Regions from separate parts of the Homo sapiens genome. Here region 1 is linked to region 2. A link is a contact called in ENCODE Hi-C or POLR2A ChIA-PET data. All regions are on one chromosome and are shown on one strand. The core of a region is the stretch at or near the end of the contact, and the rest is flanking DNA. Distances in the headings are between cores, read along the strand shown.

Region 1 (7,823 bases), core at 3,879-6,378, 120 kb after region 2:
GCAGTGTGTGCGGAGGTATGTCCCCAAGGGGATCCTGGAATGAGATGGGTTAGAAGGGAATTGCATTGCATTCTTCATTCCAAGGATAAGAGGCCTTTTCAGGGAAGAAAAATAAATGAGTTCACTTACTGTGTAGAAATTCTGTGTATAGAAAATACACTTACTGTGTAGTTCATTTACTGTAGGAAAAGATAATCCCTGAAGGTTAAAAAATTAATATGTCAGTGCTTTTTGCAAATGTTGATTGTTATCTTGTAGCCCTAAAAGGAACTTAAATTACAATGCCTTTGTCTCTCTTCCTGTAAAGCAAGGGGCTGATATTGAACTTACTCTTACCCAAGGTGAGGATACAGAAAGGGTTGCTCTTCTGAGCATCAGAGGAGTCTTTCCTTGCTGAATTTATGTAGGGACAAAACTTTGGCAAGAGAACTTTTCTGAGTGGTGGGCATCTTCTGAGAAGAACCTGTCCTGACCCCTCTAGGCTCCTGGGAAGAAGGTCAGGGTGGGAGGGTGACACTAGCATGGACAGAGCAGCTACCGCGTGTCAGGGCCCCGGCAAGGGATTCGACGCCGTTTCTCGTATTTCTCACACTTCTCCCAGAGCAGGCGTCACGCCTGACCCAGTTTACAGATGAGAACACTGATGTCTGGAGGGATTAAAGCAGCTTGCCCAAGGTCACAGAGCCCGTTTATGGACTTGCTAGGATTCCAACACATATGATAATTGTTATCACACTGAACTGCTGCAGGCAAACACAATTTGAAAAATATTTTGAAACTTTATCCCAGGCCTCAGAGGAATCCAACTAGTTTGAGCTCATCTGAAAGGTATCCCCACCCTCCTTAAGATTCTTTGACACTGTGAAGCAGTCAGCAGAAAATAACTGCAGGAACAATTACTGTTCCAGATTGAGCCTGAATTTCAGGTCATTTTGATCTCCAGTCTGTATGCAGACTTTGTTAATATTCCAGCTTTGGGTTCAAAATGTCATGTTCACTGAAAAGTGAAAACAACAGTCCCCTGCAGCCATCAGGGCCCTCCTAGAGGGAGGCTTGGCTGCCAGGGGAAATCTACCAATTGCCCAAAGAGATGAAACTGGAGGAGGCACAATCTGGCCTCCAAGCCCTTAAGAGCCTGATTATTGTTATTATTTTTTTTTCCTGAGATGGAGGCTTGCTCTGTCACCCAGGCTCAAGTGCAGAGGCACCTTCTCGGCTCACTGCAACCTCCACCTCCCGGGTTCAAGCAATCCTCCTGCCTCAGCCTCTCGAGTAGTTAAGATTACAGGTGTGTGCCACCACGCCTGGCTAATTTTTGTATTTTTAGTAGAGATGGGGTTTCACCACATTGGCAAGGCTGGTCTTGAACTCCTGACCTCAAGTGATCCACCTGCCTTGGCCTCTCAAAGTGCTGGGATTACAGGCATGAGCCACCATGCCAGACTAACATTTTAATTTTTTTTTTTTTTTGAGACAGAGTCTCGCAGTCTCACTCTGTCACCCAGGCTGGAGTGCAGTGGCACGATCTCGGCTCACTGCAACCTCCGCTTTCCAGGTTCAAGCGATTCTCCTGCCTAAGGCTCCTGAGTAGCTGGGATTACTGGCAAACACCACCACGCCTGGCTAATTTTTGTACTTTTAGTAGAGACGGGGTTTCACCATGTTGATCAGGCTGGTCTCGAACTCCTGACCTTGTGATCTGCCCGCCTTGGCCTCCCAAAGTGCTGGGATTACAGGCGTGAGCCACCACACTGGACCAACATTCTAAATTTTAATGTTCCAAATTGAGACTATAAATTTTTACAGCCAGTTCTATCTATATATATTCTATTTATTATTTGTTTATCTATTTATCTAATTACTCAACAAATACTTACTGACCACCTACTATCTACCAAGTCATGAGAAAAGCCCAAGACAAGTTTTTCTGGGCTTTTCTTTTTTGTGTAGGCCCCACAGCCTAACAGTGGAGTCACCTCATAGAGGGTGTTAAAAATGTAGACCCCAGGTGCCTTTTCCAGGAATTCAGATTCAGTAGCTACTATTCATTAAGCATTTACTAGACCAGGTATGTAATCTCATTTAATCTTTACAACATTCATTCCAGGAGGAATTCTTCACATTTTACAGAAGAGGTGCAGAAAAGTTGAATAATTTTCCCCAAGTTTCACAGCTTAATAGCACTGGGATTTGAACCCAGATTTATCTGAATCCAAAGCTGGAGCTCTTTTCATCATGCTGCCCTTTCCTTAATCCAAAACTCGACCCCTGTCCTGATGCCAGCCCACACACTGGCAATACACCAGGTCAGTTAGGCTGGTGATGGTTTTCTTTCCTGTGGACTTGGTTTGGGTCTCCCTTGGATATTTGTTCTTACGTCATCCTCTGGCCGAAAGCATTTGTTTCCAAAGACCAGTGTCTGCAGGAGGAGGTCTAAATTCCTTGGTTTGACATCCAAGGCTCTTTACAATTTGGCTTCCTCTTATTTCTTCTTCCTTCTCCCTCTCAGCTCCCTACGCAAGCCCTCAGCCCAGCTGGTCTGTGCTCTATCTTTTGAATGCCAAGAGGTTGTTACCATGGAGAAGTTTCTTTCTTTTTTTTAACGACCTGCCCTTCCACTCACTCTGGATCCTATTTCCTTGCGGTTAAAGACTTTTCTCCTTTGATATCCCCTTTTCCTTGCATTATTTATCTCCCTCTCTTTCTGCAGCATCCCTTCAGCAGGTGAAATGCTCCAAAGTCTCCCATATTGAAAAAACTCTTCCTTGAGCCCACATTTTCCTCTAGCTGTTGCATCATTTTCTATTCTGCATCTCAGCAACCCTTCTCAGAAGAGTTTTCTCCAGTGGTTGTCTCATCTTGCTCACTTCCCATTCACTCTCCAGCCTCCTACGGAAATCCTGCACATCAGGGTTACCAATAACTTTCATGCTGACAAATCCAAGATGCTTTCCTATGCTCCTCTTAAAGTCTCTGCAGTGTTTGACAGAGTGGCTACTCCTTTATGAAATGCTTTCTTCCCTTTACTTCTGATTCATTTGGGGATTAATTGCAGACAACAGAATCCACCCTAGCTAACTCAGGCTGAAAGGGATTTCAAAGAGGAAGTCTAGCTTTTATAAAAGGATTAGAAGTTTGGGAGGTCGAGGTGGATGAATCACCTGAGGTCAGGAGTTCGAGACCAGCTTGGCCAACATGGTGAAACCCTGTCTCTACTAAAAAAATACAAAAATTAGCCAGGCATGGTAACAGGTGCCTGTAGTCCCAGCTACTTGGGAGGCTGAGGCAGGAGTATCACTTGAACCTGGGAGTTTCAGTGAGCTGAGATCGTGCCACTGCACTCCAGCCTGGGCAACAGAGTGAGACCCTGTCTCAAAAAAAAAAAAAAAAAAAAAAAAAAAAAGATTGGAAGGAATTGGAGGTACATCGGATGGCTGTCACTCTCCACATATGACCCAGCATAAATGCCTGCTAGAATAACACAGAGGAACTGGCCCACCTCAGGCGCTACTGCCTCTGCTGTGCTTGGGATGCCTCACTACAACTTCTGGCTCCAGGTCCATGCTGCCCTGCTGCAGACCCTGCCAACTCAGCCAAGGCTCCACCCCAGCCTCTCTGAGGCTCCACTCACAGAGCCAGAGACTCTCTGGGACCCTCTGCTGAAAAACCAAATGCCCCCATGGCTGTGCTTGCCAGGAGGTGCAGTAGACCCATGCATGTCCCAGCCTCCAAATCTGCACCTGCTGGGAGAAAGCTAGGTCTGGTGCACATCTGAGCTAGAGAAGTGTCACATAGAGATATTCTTTAGCTTCCTGGCTTCTAGTGGGCAGTGAGGCACATGGCAAGGAGGTGGGAATGGAAAGGAGCGAGGCACAGATTCGCCAGCACCACATTCTTTCAATTTTCACCCTTTCTCAGAGTCCAGTTCTTCTCAGTCGCCCCGCGCAACTGATCTCTAAATATCAAAGGGCCTCAGAGCTTGATGCTCACCAGAGGGCTTGGGTGGTTGATCTGGAGCTGAGTGTGCTGTGTTCCAGATAGCGGCTCAAGATCCAGGCTTTGGGAAGTGGGGCAGCCACCAGCCAGGCCACCTGTGCCCACCTGAATGAGCTATATCCAAGGGCAATGGGAGAAATGTCCCTATTTCTGGCCACCATAGTAAACATCAGCCCTTTTTCACGCTGATGGACAGCCCACAAGTCTGATTTAACCTGAAGCGCTGTCCACTCTAAATGACCAGGCAGAAGCACTTGGCATGGCATCTGGATTTCATTTTGAGGTTGGGTTCAGAAGCTCAAATATAGGTCACCCTGAGATTATAAAATCAGATTGAAGGTTTCCTGCAGGCAGGGCTGGAGGCTGCCTTCTCAAGTCCCTATATCTAAGCAGCCACCAAGGGCTAAGGAAGATCAGAGAGAAGCCTTCAAATCTAGCCTGCAGTCTGCACCCACCCTTCCAGTCTTTCTTTAGGATCTGGACACCTCCCTGGGGAGCCTGCCAGTCCCTAGGGCATCAGGATGTTCAGCTCTCTGGGAGGTCAGAAAAACATCCCAACAGCTTGTCTCTCTGCTGAGAAACACACTGTCAGCCAAAGGCTGGACAAAACTCTGGGGCTGATCATTGCAAACATCAGAGTGCCCATTTACAGGCCAGCGAGTTCTTTATGGGCTTGGTTGAGCTCTCTGGAAAGCCCTGGAATGAATATCCACCAAGGGGCTCCTCTCTTGCTGTCTTTCTGTGGTCCCCAGTTCACCTCCTCCCTCTTGCGCTCCGCCTTTTCTTCTTTGGCCTTTGACTGCGATTTTCTTTGAAGAAAGAAATTACTTTGCCCCAGGAAACTCATTTATAGTGAAATAAGTGAAAGGTCTGGGCATCCGGCCCCATGTGGGGCTCGTTTTTGGGTTATTGCTTTAGCATGCCTTCATCTGGCTTGGCCAAGCTTGGAACCTCTCCCTGCCAGCATCACACCTGGCTTCAGCTGGAAGGGAAAGGACTTCAGCTTTTCATCTTCTGGGCCTCTTTGTTATTATTGGAGCCAAGGTTTGGCCTGGGATCAGACAGGGGGAGGGGACAGACAGTGGGCTGGGAACCAGAGCTGGAAACTGTCCCAGAGGCCTGGGAAGAAAAAGGGCTTCCTGTAGCTTTGGAGCGGCTGCTCCTCTTGAGTCAGGCCTGCAGCTCCCAGGCTGGTGGGGCTGAACTGCAGCCGGGCAGACCCCGAAAAGGATGACCCCCCTGGCCTAAGGGTTGTTGCTGATTTTAGATCCATAAGAAAAGGCCTTCTTAAGCCCCTTGTGATAAGAGATTTTAAGTGATTCCGCTTAAGTAAGAGATGCATAAAGATGTGAAAAAGCAAAAGGGTTAAGCTTTTAAAGCCATACGCTAAATTTCCTGAGTAGGGAGATTGCTTTGGGGGATGGTTTATAGGTTAACCGTTAATATTTTCTTAAAAGCTGGCTTATTTCTATCCCTTATTATTATTTTTTTAATGTAGCTTTGAGAAAAACCAAATTACCCTTTAGCATGCCTAAGAGGATTTTGTCTGTCGTACGTTTCAGGATCTTTATGGTGTGCATATCTACTGAAAACCATTTCCCATAAAAATACCAAGGGAGGGCATTGCGATGGGATTTTAAGCTTATTTAAAGTTAATTGCAGATTCATTTCACTGCACATTCATTGAGGGGTTTTCTTTCTTCATTATTAACATGAAGAAATGGCGGGGGCTCTGCCAAAAGTCTGAGAGGAGAGCGTGGCTGCTCTGAGAGTTTCCTGCGGGCAGCAGACGTCTGCCTAAGGACTGCCTTCTTGGGCTGCCAAGGTACTGGCTTATCCTTGGTTAGACGGGACTGAGGCACAGAATTGACAGCATGACTCGCTGGGGCATCCGTGGCTTCCGGCTCTCCCCGAACCTCCCTGCCTGCCTGGCTGGCAAACAGCACCACAATGAGGACACAAACAGCACGTTCAGGGTTGCTGAAGAATTAAAAGGCGGCTGAAAGCACAGACTGAAAGGGAGAAACGAGGTGTGCTAAAGTCTCCTGGGGGGAAACGGACTGTACAGCGGAGGCTCCACAGCAAACGTCCCATAGGGCCCCTCTGCTCTGCTTGTGTGTACTCAAGAACTTAGCGGGGTATCCACTAGCAGGAACAATTTGTTCATTCGTGTTAGGTAAGTTGAGACACTCTGAAGGTCTTTGCAAGGAGGCAATTATAACTACGGTTAGTTTCTTTGAACTTCTTGATTTGCTCACCCCATCTTCTATTGAGAGATGCTGAGATCTCAAAGATGCGTTCACTGGGGTTTGGCCTAGGTAAGTCTGTAGGTTCTGGGCATGAAAGAGGCCTTGGTGAGCCTCTGATCTACCTGTTTATTTTACACTGAGGAACCCAGAAGGGGTGAGGAACTTTCCCAGCATCATGCAGCTGGCTGGGGGAAAACCAGGAGGTGGGCCCCCAGCACCTGATTCCTAGTCAGGTGTGAGCCATTCCACGCTGATGCCAAGGGAAAACAAACTCTTAGATTGGAGAGCAGAGGACCGAGCCTGCCTGGAGCCAGGGACTACTGGGCAAGGCTGAGGAGAAGGCATGGCTCCTTCCTGTAGGAAACTTTGGGTGTGAGGGTGGTGCCCTCATTTGGCAAACTAAGATGACTGTTGGCCCAGTATTTCTTTAACTTTCTGGCTTTTCTGTGAATGGTTTATGGACCAGTTTTCTTACTGCAAAGCTACAAAGCAAATATATATATATATATATATATATATATATATATATATATATACACATTTATATAAAATATAAATAAAATATTATATATAACTCTCTCTCTCTCTCTTTCTATATATATATATATATATATATATATATCTCACTGGCCAAGCTGATTATGCGGCCTTTTCTCATGAGCATCTCATTGAGTTCTCACAATTCTATGAGGACAGTACTATTATGACCCCATTTTGCAGGGAGACCGTGGGCATGATGTGAGAGAGTCCACTCCTGCTACCACCCCACAGTTCCTGCCTTGCACAAGCCCTCAGTCCTACCTGGACAGCCCCAGTGGCATTTTGGCTTCCCTGGTATCAGTGTCAGCTCAGACCCCCCTGTCCAGAATTCCTCTAAAAGTCTGATTGTTCTCCTTTTCCAGTGCAGTTATCAAGTAACTGGCTGCAGGACTCTTTGGGAAGGGATCAGGAAATGATTTATCACATATACTTGTGATGGCATTACAGGGTCCTTCCTCGAGGGGATCTGGCCTCCCCTTCAAGTGGTGGGTCCCGTGTCTGTAAACTGACTTAGATCTGGAAGCTGTGTACAGAGCCATTGTACTCTACTGGGGCAGCTGATGGCAGCTTCTGCTTGCCAGCTCTCTATGGTTTTTGTTGTAGTTGTTGTTATATAAGTCAGATAGCACTCTTGTGCCCCTCAGAAGAACAGCACGATCAGTTGGCAATCACCAAGATTGCCGCAGGTCGGGGCGGCCTGATTGCCACTCCAGCCTTGCTGCCTGTTACAGTCATTCTGTTCACTTCCTGCTGCTGAGTAAATGCTCTCCTCAGCATCAGCCTGTCTGGAATCCTATCGCCCCCACCTAGGATTCTGGGCCCCCCAGGTCCACGGCAGCATCTGCGACCCTCAACCCTGTCCTGTCCCAGAAAAAACAGCCACCACCACTGAACTCCTAAAGGGTGCTGGCGGCCCCCTGTCCTGTGCCATTGTTATTGCCTTACAGGGGGCATGGGCTCTGGTTGCTTAGAGGAAACAAAGTGAGCTCTGTGCTTTCACATAACAAGTCCATTCTGCCATTCCCACCCTCCTGAGAA
Region 2 (7,362 bases), core at 4,470-6,969:
TGAAATGAAAATAAGTGGAGAAAGTCGTGAATACATATTTTTAAGATCTGTATTTTAGAGAGATTTAGTTTTATACACGAATAGCAAAGAATATGCTTCTAATTCTAAGCTAATGAGAAAATCAGTGCTGTTTACATTTTTTTTTAAACAATTTCCTCCATGCTGCTCAGATATACATCTTGTAAAAGTTTGAGAAGTTTTGTTGGGGAAGAGCCAATCCTTTGTTGCCAGGTGAAGGCCTTTTGTCATCTTGGTAAATTTACCTTATGCTTATTTAAGCAGAAACTCAATCTTGATTGGATTTGGGGGTGCTGAGTTACCCTGAAAGTTCACTGATGTATTAAATCATTTTATTAATGTATAATGAGAACTAAATAGCTGGTTTAGGGGCTGGATACTTCCATCCAGTCACTTCCTGTAGGAAAGCAAGTTTGTTGGAAGCTTGCTTAGAGAAGATGCAAGCAGAACAGTGGGAATGAATAAGATTCAGATGTTTAAAGTCATCCCATTTTTATTTATTTATTTATTTGGATACATTATATTTGTATATATTTATGGGGTACCTGTGAAATTTTGCTACATTCATGGAGTGGGTAATGATCAAGTCAGGATATTTAGGGCATCCATCACCTCAGTGTTTATCATTTCTATGTGTTGGGTACATTTCAGGTTCTTTCTTCTAGCAAAGTTATCTTGATGACTTGGTGTCGCCTTCATCTTCCTTGGATTGTTTCTGCATGGCCAGTGCCAGAATTCTTGAAAACCTTCCTTCTTAATATACCTCTGCTTTCACTCAGGTACATTTGTATCCCCACTCTTGGTTTTTATTTTTTGGTTCAATGATAACATAGGAAACATATTATTAATAAGATCACAGTTCTATCTGCCTTCCTAGAGACTGGAGAATTAAGAGATCCACCATGAGAGGTCCTCCTTAAGGTTAGAAGGACACTGTGAAAGTTGAAAGATTTTCTTTTCAGACAGGGAGAAGGGAAGTTTTCCTAAAGTATTGGCTACTTCCTTTCACAACCATTGATGGCAAATGTTCCCTTTGACAATTAAAATGACTATGCTTTTCTTATATTACTGAGTAGTGCCATATCCTAAGGAACCTGGGAGGTCTGTGGACATTCTTGGTCAGAGGAAAGAGTGCTAAGCTTGATTTATCCATATTCACCATGGGAGGGAGGGCACATATAGTACCAATATTTACTTTTCCTGGACAAGATGATCCTCAAGGATTTTATTCTATTATAAATATGAGCTATATTTTAAACTCTATTTTCCTTTAACCTAACAGGGGAAGAAATTAATTTTTAGATTTTTTATATCATTATGCAGCTTTTGGGGAAAAATAATTGCTGTTTTGGAGTCATAGGATTTACCAAAAATCTATCAGATAAATCTATCAAATATTCCATCAAACGAAGATTTTTTTTTTTTTGAGATCTTGCTGTGTTGCCCAGGCTAGAGTGCAGCAGCATGGTGATGGCTCACTGCAGCCTTAACCTCCTTTGCTTAAGTGATCCTCCCAACTTAGCCTCTGGTGTAGCTAGGACTACAAGGTGCTTGCCACCATACCTGGCTAGTTAAATTTTTTTTTTTTTTTTTGTAGAGACAGAGTCTTGCTATGTTGCTGAGGCTGGTCTCAAACTTCTGGGCAAGAGTATTGCAAACTTTGTAACTTTCTTTGGTTGGGGATTTCTAGATATCTTTTTTTTTCTGGCTTGGTGCAGATGAATAGAGAACAAAGCCATTTGGGATGAAAATTTACTATGTGCTTGGGGATGCCTACTATATAGAGAAAGAGTTTAATCTATAAAAAGGTCACACTCTTTGAGGCAATTATAAGTGTGCCTTGGTTTAAAATAGTTCAGTGCATACCTTCCAAGGAAGCCATGAAGCACACCTTTTAGCGAGTGATTGTTAGCTGTACTAGTTCATTCACCAGTTTTCCTTGAAAAGTAAAACTGTGTAGTACAGTTAAAAACACTCCATTTTCAGACACATTTTCAGTTAGATATTTGCTACAGAAAGCAAACCACATATGTACTAAAATTTGAAAAAAAATTAAAACTGAGATGTTTAAAGGACTATCATTATATATTTAGGTTCTGTGCTCTTAAAGTTTCTTCTCTGAAGGGTGTAACTTTTTCTGTGAGTATGGGTTAAATATATTTCTGAGTATTATTTTCTATCAGCCTTTATGAACACTAGATAGCCTGAGAAGAAATATGGAGCATAGTATTTGGAATATTATTTTACATTTCCATGACCATCTTTTATGTGAAGTAGGTTTAGAAAGAATTCTTTAATTGCAGTATTTGTTAATTTCAGTTTATTCAGTTGCTCAACAGATACTTAAGTGCCTACTCTATGTAGACAAATAGAGTGCTAAGCTCGAACATGTACTCCTTGCTCTTGAGAAATTTGTAGACAGAAAAGTGGGGGGAGACAGGATTAGAAAGCTAACACACTTAAAATATAAAGCTACAGCTCTATGTAATAAGTGTACGAAGTAGAGATATACCAGAATATATAACAGGGAGGGCCTGACAAAATCTGGGGAGTCAGAGGAAGTTTCTTTGAAAAAGTTCAAGGCCAGGCGTGGTGGCTCACGCCTGTAATCCCAGCACTTTGGGAGGCCGAGGCGGGTGGATCATGAGGTCAGGAGATCGAGACCATCCTGGCCAACATGATGAAACCCCGTCTCTACTAAAAATACAAAAAATTAGCCGGGTGTGGTGGCAGGCACCTGTAGTCCCAGCTACCCGGGAGGCTGAGGCAGGAGAATGGCGTGAACCTGGGAGGCGGAACTTGCAGTGAGCCGAGATCACGCCACTGGACTCCAGCCTGGGCGACAGAGCGAGACTCCGTCTCAAAAAAAAAAAAAAAAGGAAAAAGTTGAGATGAGATCTGAAAAATGAGTTAGGATTAAGAAGCACAAAGGGAGTAGCACTGTACCTTGGTACTCTGTGAGGGAACTTGGTAATTTTGAAGAACTTCGCTATGAAAAGAGATTGGAGGCTAGAGGGAGAGTACCCATTTCAAGATTATACTTTAGAGGTAAGGAGGGGTGAGACCATGGAGGATCTTAGACGTCATTAAGGACTTTGGTCTTAAGAACAGTAAGTCTATTATAAGAGTATCCCTGAGTAGCTGGGACTACCGATGTGTACCACCACGCCTGGCTAATTTTTTGTGAAGACAAAGTCTACTGTGTTGCCCAGGCTGGTCTCAAATGCCTGAGCTCCAGCGACCCTCCATTCTAGGCCTTCCAAAGTTTAGGATTACAGGCGTGAGCCGCTGCACCTGCTGTTTACTGTTTTTCTGTGTCAGTACTGTGGAGCATTTTCAGAGTACACATATATTAACCCTAACTCTAATAACAAATGAAGTGGTTTTTATTAGCATTATTTTTAAAATGAGGAAACTGACGCTCAGGGGGACTAAGTAACTTGATCAAGGTAAACTAGCAAACAAATGTAAAGTCAGGAACTCTGTCCAGGTTTTTCTGATGTCAAATCCCTGTTGGTTAATAGAAATTCACTCAAAAATTGTCCATTTTTTTCTTTCTGGACAAATTCTATATTCAGATAGGTTCTTAAAGATGTTTTTAGTAATGATAAGTTAGTGCTTCTGAGTGGTGCCACCTTAATTTTTTTCAAACTGAATTGAAGAAAAAAATAGCTTCTCTTAGTTGCCACCAGAGGGAGCCAGAAAGATTGAGATTTTAATGAGCTTTGAAATGCTCAGTCAGGAATATTCATCAGTAAGCAATTCCAGTGAACTCATATTAAGAATATTCCTTAAAGTGGAATATGTGTATAGTATGTTCTCATTTTGACTTAAAAGTTTAATGTATGTCTAGATATTGAAAAGAAGTTTGAAAAGACGTATAACAAAAAATAAAGTTACTGTTTTAATGGTGGTTTTGCAGGCCAGATCCCAGCACTTTGGGAGGCCAGGAGGATTGCTTGAGCTCAGTAGTTCAGGACCAGTCTGGGCCACATAGCAAGACCTCTTCTTTACTAAAAATAAAAAAATTAGCTCAGTGTGGTGGCACATGTCTGTAGTCCCAGCTACTCAGGAGGCTGAGGTGAGAGGCTCATTTGAGCCTAGGTGATCGAGGCCATGATGAGCTACTGTGGTGCCATAGCACTCCAGACTGGGCAACACAGTGAGATCCTGTCTCAAAAAAAAAAAAAAGTGATTTTGCTAGATTGTCTTTTCCCTCTTTCTTCCCTCTTGCCTTCCTTTCCTCTTTTTTTGAGTTTGTATTAGTATTATTTTTCTACTATATGTTATTGTATAATAAAAATGACATTTATAGTAAATATAAGGAGTTTGAAGGCCGTTAAGGGGTTTATAAAGTGTTTAAAATGCCCAAACTGCATCACCCATCATTTGAATGCATTATTAATTTGCCTGGGAAATATTTTTCATATCGAAAAGGCCATCCCTTATCTGAGTTTTCAGAATTCTGAATTAGTATAGTCTAAATTTAAGAGAACTTACTGAATAGAGATACAGAATGTTTTTAAATAGGATTCAGACTTAGAACTGAGTTCATGGAATCACCTTTCTTTTGCATCTAATGGGCAAATGGTATAAAATCAGGTAACCACTTTAATTGAATGTTTACCAGATAATCTGTACCCTTGTTTTTTGACAGCATGGTATAGAAAAAATTTAAAGTTTAGAATTAGATAATCTCAGGTTTGAGTTTTAACTATTCCTTGGTAACTGTGTAATGTTGGCAGGTGACTGAACTTACTCTAAGTTTCTTTTCTTTTTATGAAGATGGTAATAAAAGCCTGTGTTGATTATAGTTGAGGACTGTGCAAAGCGCTGGGTTAATAAAAGTTTATTAGGGTTGCAACTGTAATTTTTTTTTTTTTTTTAAGATGGAGTCTCGCTCTGTTGCCCAGGCTGGAGTGCAGTGGCGTGATCTCGGCTCACTGCAAGCTCTGCCTCCTGGGTTCACGCCATTCTCCTGCCTCAGCCTCCCGAGTAGCTGGAACTACAGGCTCCCGCCACCACACCCGGCTAATTTTTTTGTATTTTTCAGTAGAGACGGGGTTTCACCGTGTTAGCCAGGATGGTCTCGATCTCCTGACCTTGTGATCCGCCCACCTCGGCCTCCCAGAGTGCTGGGATTACAGGCGTGAGCCACCGCGCCCATCCGCAACTGTAGTTTTATATTTTGCCACCCATCACATCCAACAACCAAACTGAACTGATTTATCCTTTAAAGAATCTATATTTACCCACACCCATAGCCATTCTAGAAACAGAATGGGAATGGGTGTTCTTTACCTCACTAACTGTACTCATTTTGCCACCTAAGGCATCTCACACTATATTCAACTACCAGAATTATACTTGTATGTAACGCCATTCCTCCCCCTTTAACCTTTTGTTTCATTTGATTTCTGTATTAATCAACTTCACTGCAGAAACAATCTCCAAATCTTGGTGGTTTGTCAGCATTATGGCACATGTAGGCTTTGGGCTGACTGTGCAAGTGGCTGCACTCCACATTTTCATCCTAAGATCCAGAATGATGGAGCATCCTCTGTCTCTACCTGCCATTTTCATGGTAGTGAGCAGAATTCAGGGCTGGCTGTAACTTGTGATACTGTTAAATCTTCTGCTCAGGAGTGGAGTACTTCATGACTGCCAAAGCATGTCACATGGTCAGGTGCAGAGTCAGTGAGGTGCAGGGGCGCATATTCTTCAAAGACAGGGCTGGTAAATACCAAACAGTAATATAATCTACCACAGTTTGTCCTCTTGATCACAAATATTGACTTACTTTGCTTCGGCATACAAAATATATTTATCTCTTCCTCAAGGAAAATACTCTAAGAATTTCCTTCAATAACATTAGTCTTGAAGTCTAAACCTCTTTAGGATTTCTACGTCTTTTATCTATGTAGATTTTCTTGATCCAGAGATCAATGAACTAAAATACCAGTTCTGCCATCCATCTCTCCCAGTAGTGGAACAGAGACAGGATATCCACAATAAACATTCCTGTTAAGAAAGGGGAAGAATGGGTGGGGCATGGTGGCTCATGCCTGTAGTAGCACTTTGGGAGGCTGAGGTGGGAAGATCACTTGAGCCCAGGAGTTTGAGGCTGCAGTTAGTCATGATCATACAACTGCACTCCAGCTTGGGCAACAAAGCAAGACACTGTGTATTAGTCCATTCACACATTGCTATAAAGAAATACCAGAGAATGGGTAATTTATAAAGAAAAGAGGTTTAATTGGCTCACTGTTCTGCAGGCTGGACAGGAAACATAGTGGCATTTGCTTCTGGAGAGGCCTCAGTAAACTACAATCAGGGCAGAAGGTGAAGGGGAAGCAGGCATATCTTACATGGCTGGAGCAGGAGGAAGAGAAAGAGGGGAGGTGCTGCATGCTTTAAACAACCAGATCTCATGAGAACAGCACCAAAGGGAGAAATCTGCCTCCATGATCCAGTCACCTCTCACCAGGCTGACCTCCAACATTGGGGATTACAATTCAACATGAGATTTGGGTGGGGACGCTGATCCAAACCATATCACCCTGTATCTCAAACAATTTATAAATAAATAAGGGGGAAGAAAGGAAGCACATAACAATTGTGGGTCCTTAGCAATGAAAATCTTACTGGATAAATGTAGGAAGGGTAACTTTTCTTGGCCCTAGGGGATTTTCCTCGATTATTCACCCAGTTTGTTGTTTTCCATGATTCTTGGGTGGGTACTCTGTAAGGTGTTTCCTTTAATATATCATTCTTGTCTACTTTTGAATGGAGTATTGGAGGATATGCTCTTCTTGGTCAGGGAGTGTTATAAGGGTTGAACACCTTTCTCAACCCACTTCTTGCCTATAGAAAATCGAGGGCCCAAAGGTAATCTAGAAGAATAATGTTTCCTTAATTCAAACAGAATGATGTTTTGGTGGTTGTATTTTTTCTTTTTATCTATTTGATTTCAGTCAGAGCCATGTGCCAGTAGCTACATCCTCAACTCGTTGAGATGTGCATTTTATTTTGGTTTTCAGTACAGGTATCTTGAGCTTATTGAGCTTCCGTGGGTCCACATTCTTAGTCTGCCTGTCGGGGGAATCCCCCACCAAGCCATTTTGTTCCACTGAGTGGATTTACTGGGGGCAGCATTAATTCAAAGGTCTTAGACACTATGATGGCTACACTTATGATTTGGTCTTTGCCCTGGGTTTATGTCATAATTGGCCTTTGTAAACCCTTTTTACTTGTTGGAAATGGGAAATAGTTGGGAGTTTCTACCTTGCAAGTCCAGGAATTTCAGGTTCTCTCTTTTTTTATCCTTACTTGCACATAGGCCCC

Evidence for each region. Hi-C counts contacts between places; a loop is a spot of excess contacts on that map. ChIA-PET counts read pairs that join two places held with the same protein, here RNA polymerase II (POLR2A). Pooled maps may share reads with other maps.
Region 1: a pooled map shows a loop between it and region 2 (4-fold over the local background). The contact joins two enhancer-like sites. A Hi-C loop is called at or near these places in 4 of 50 pooled maps. POLR2A ChIA-PET finds 5 or more read pairs at or near these places in 2 of 52 experiments (BJ and activated T-cell).

The regions. Positions count from the first base shown.
Region 1 is chr15:70,602,961-70,610,783 of GRCh38, reverse strand. No RefSeq gene overlaps it. Among named protein-coding and RNA genes, the nearest start is that of SALRNA3, 8.7 kb to the left of the region's middle. RefSeq lists an enhancer at 7,595-7,823. Within about 2 kb of position 5,128, at least 12 of the 41 ENCODE cell types and tissues checked have a DNase peak (open chromatin) inside an H3K27ac peak, as active enhancers do.
Region 2 is chr15:70,719,169-70,726,530 of GRCh38, reverse strand. All of the region lies in intron 1 of UACA (uveal autoantigen with coiled-coil domains and ankyrin repeats), which reads left to right. Among named protein-coding and RNA genes, the nearest start is that of UACA, 41 kb to the left of the region's middle. Within about 2 kb of position 5,719, at least 2 of the 41 ENCODE cell types and tissues checked have a DNase peak (open chromatin) inside an H3K27ac peak, as active enhancers do.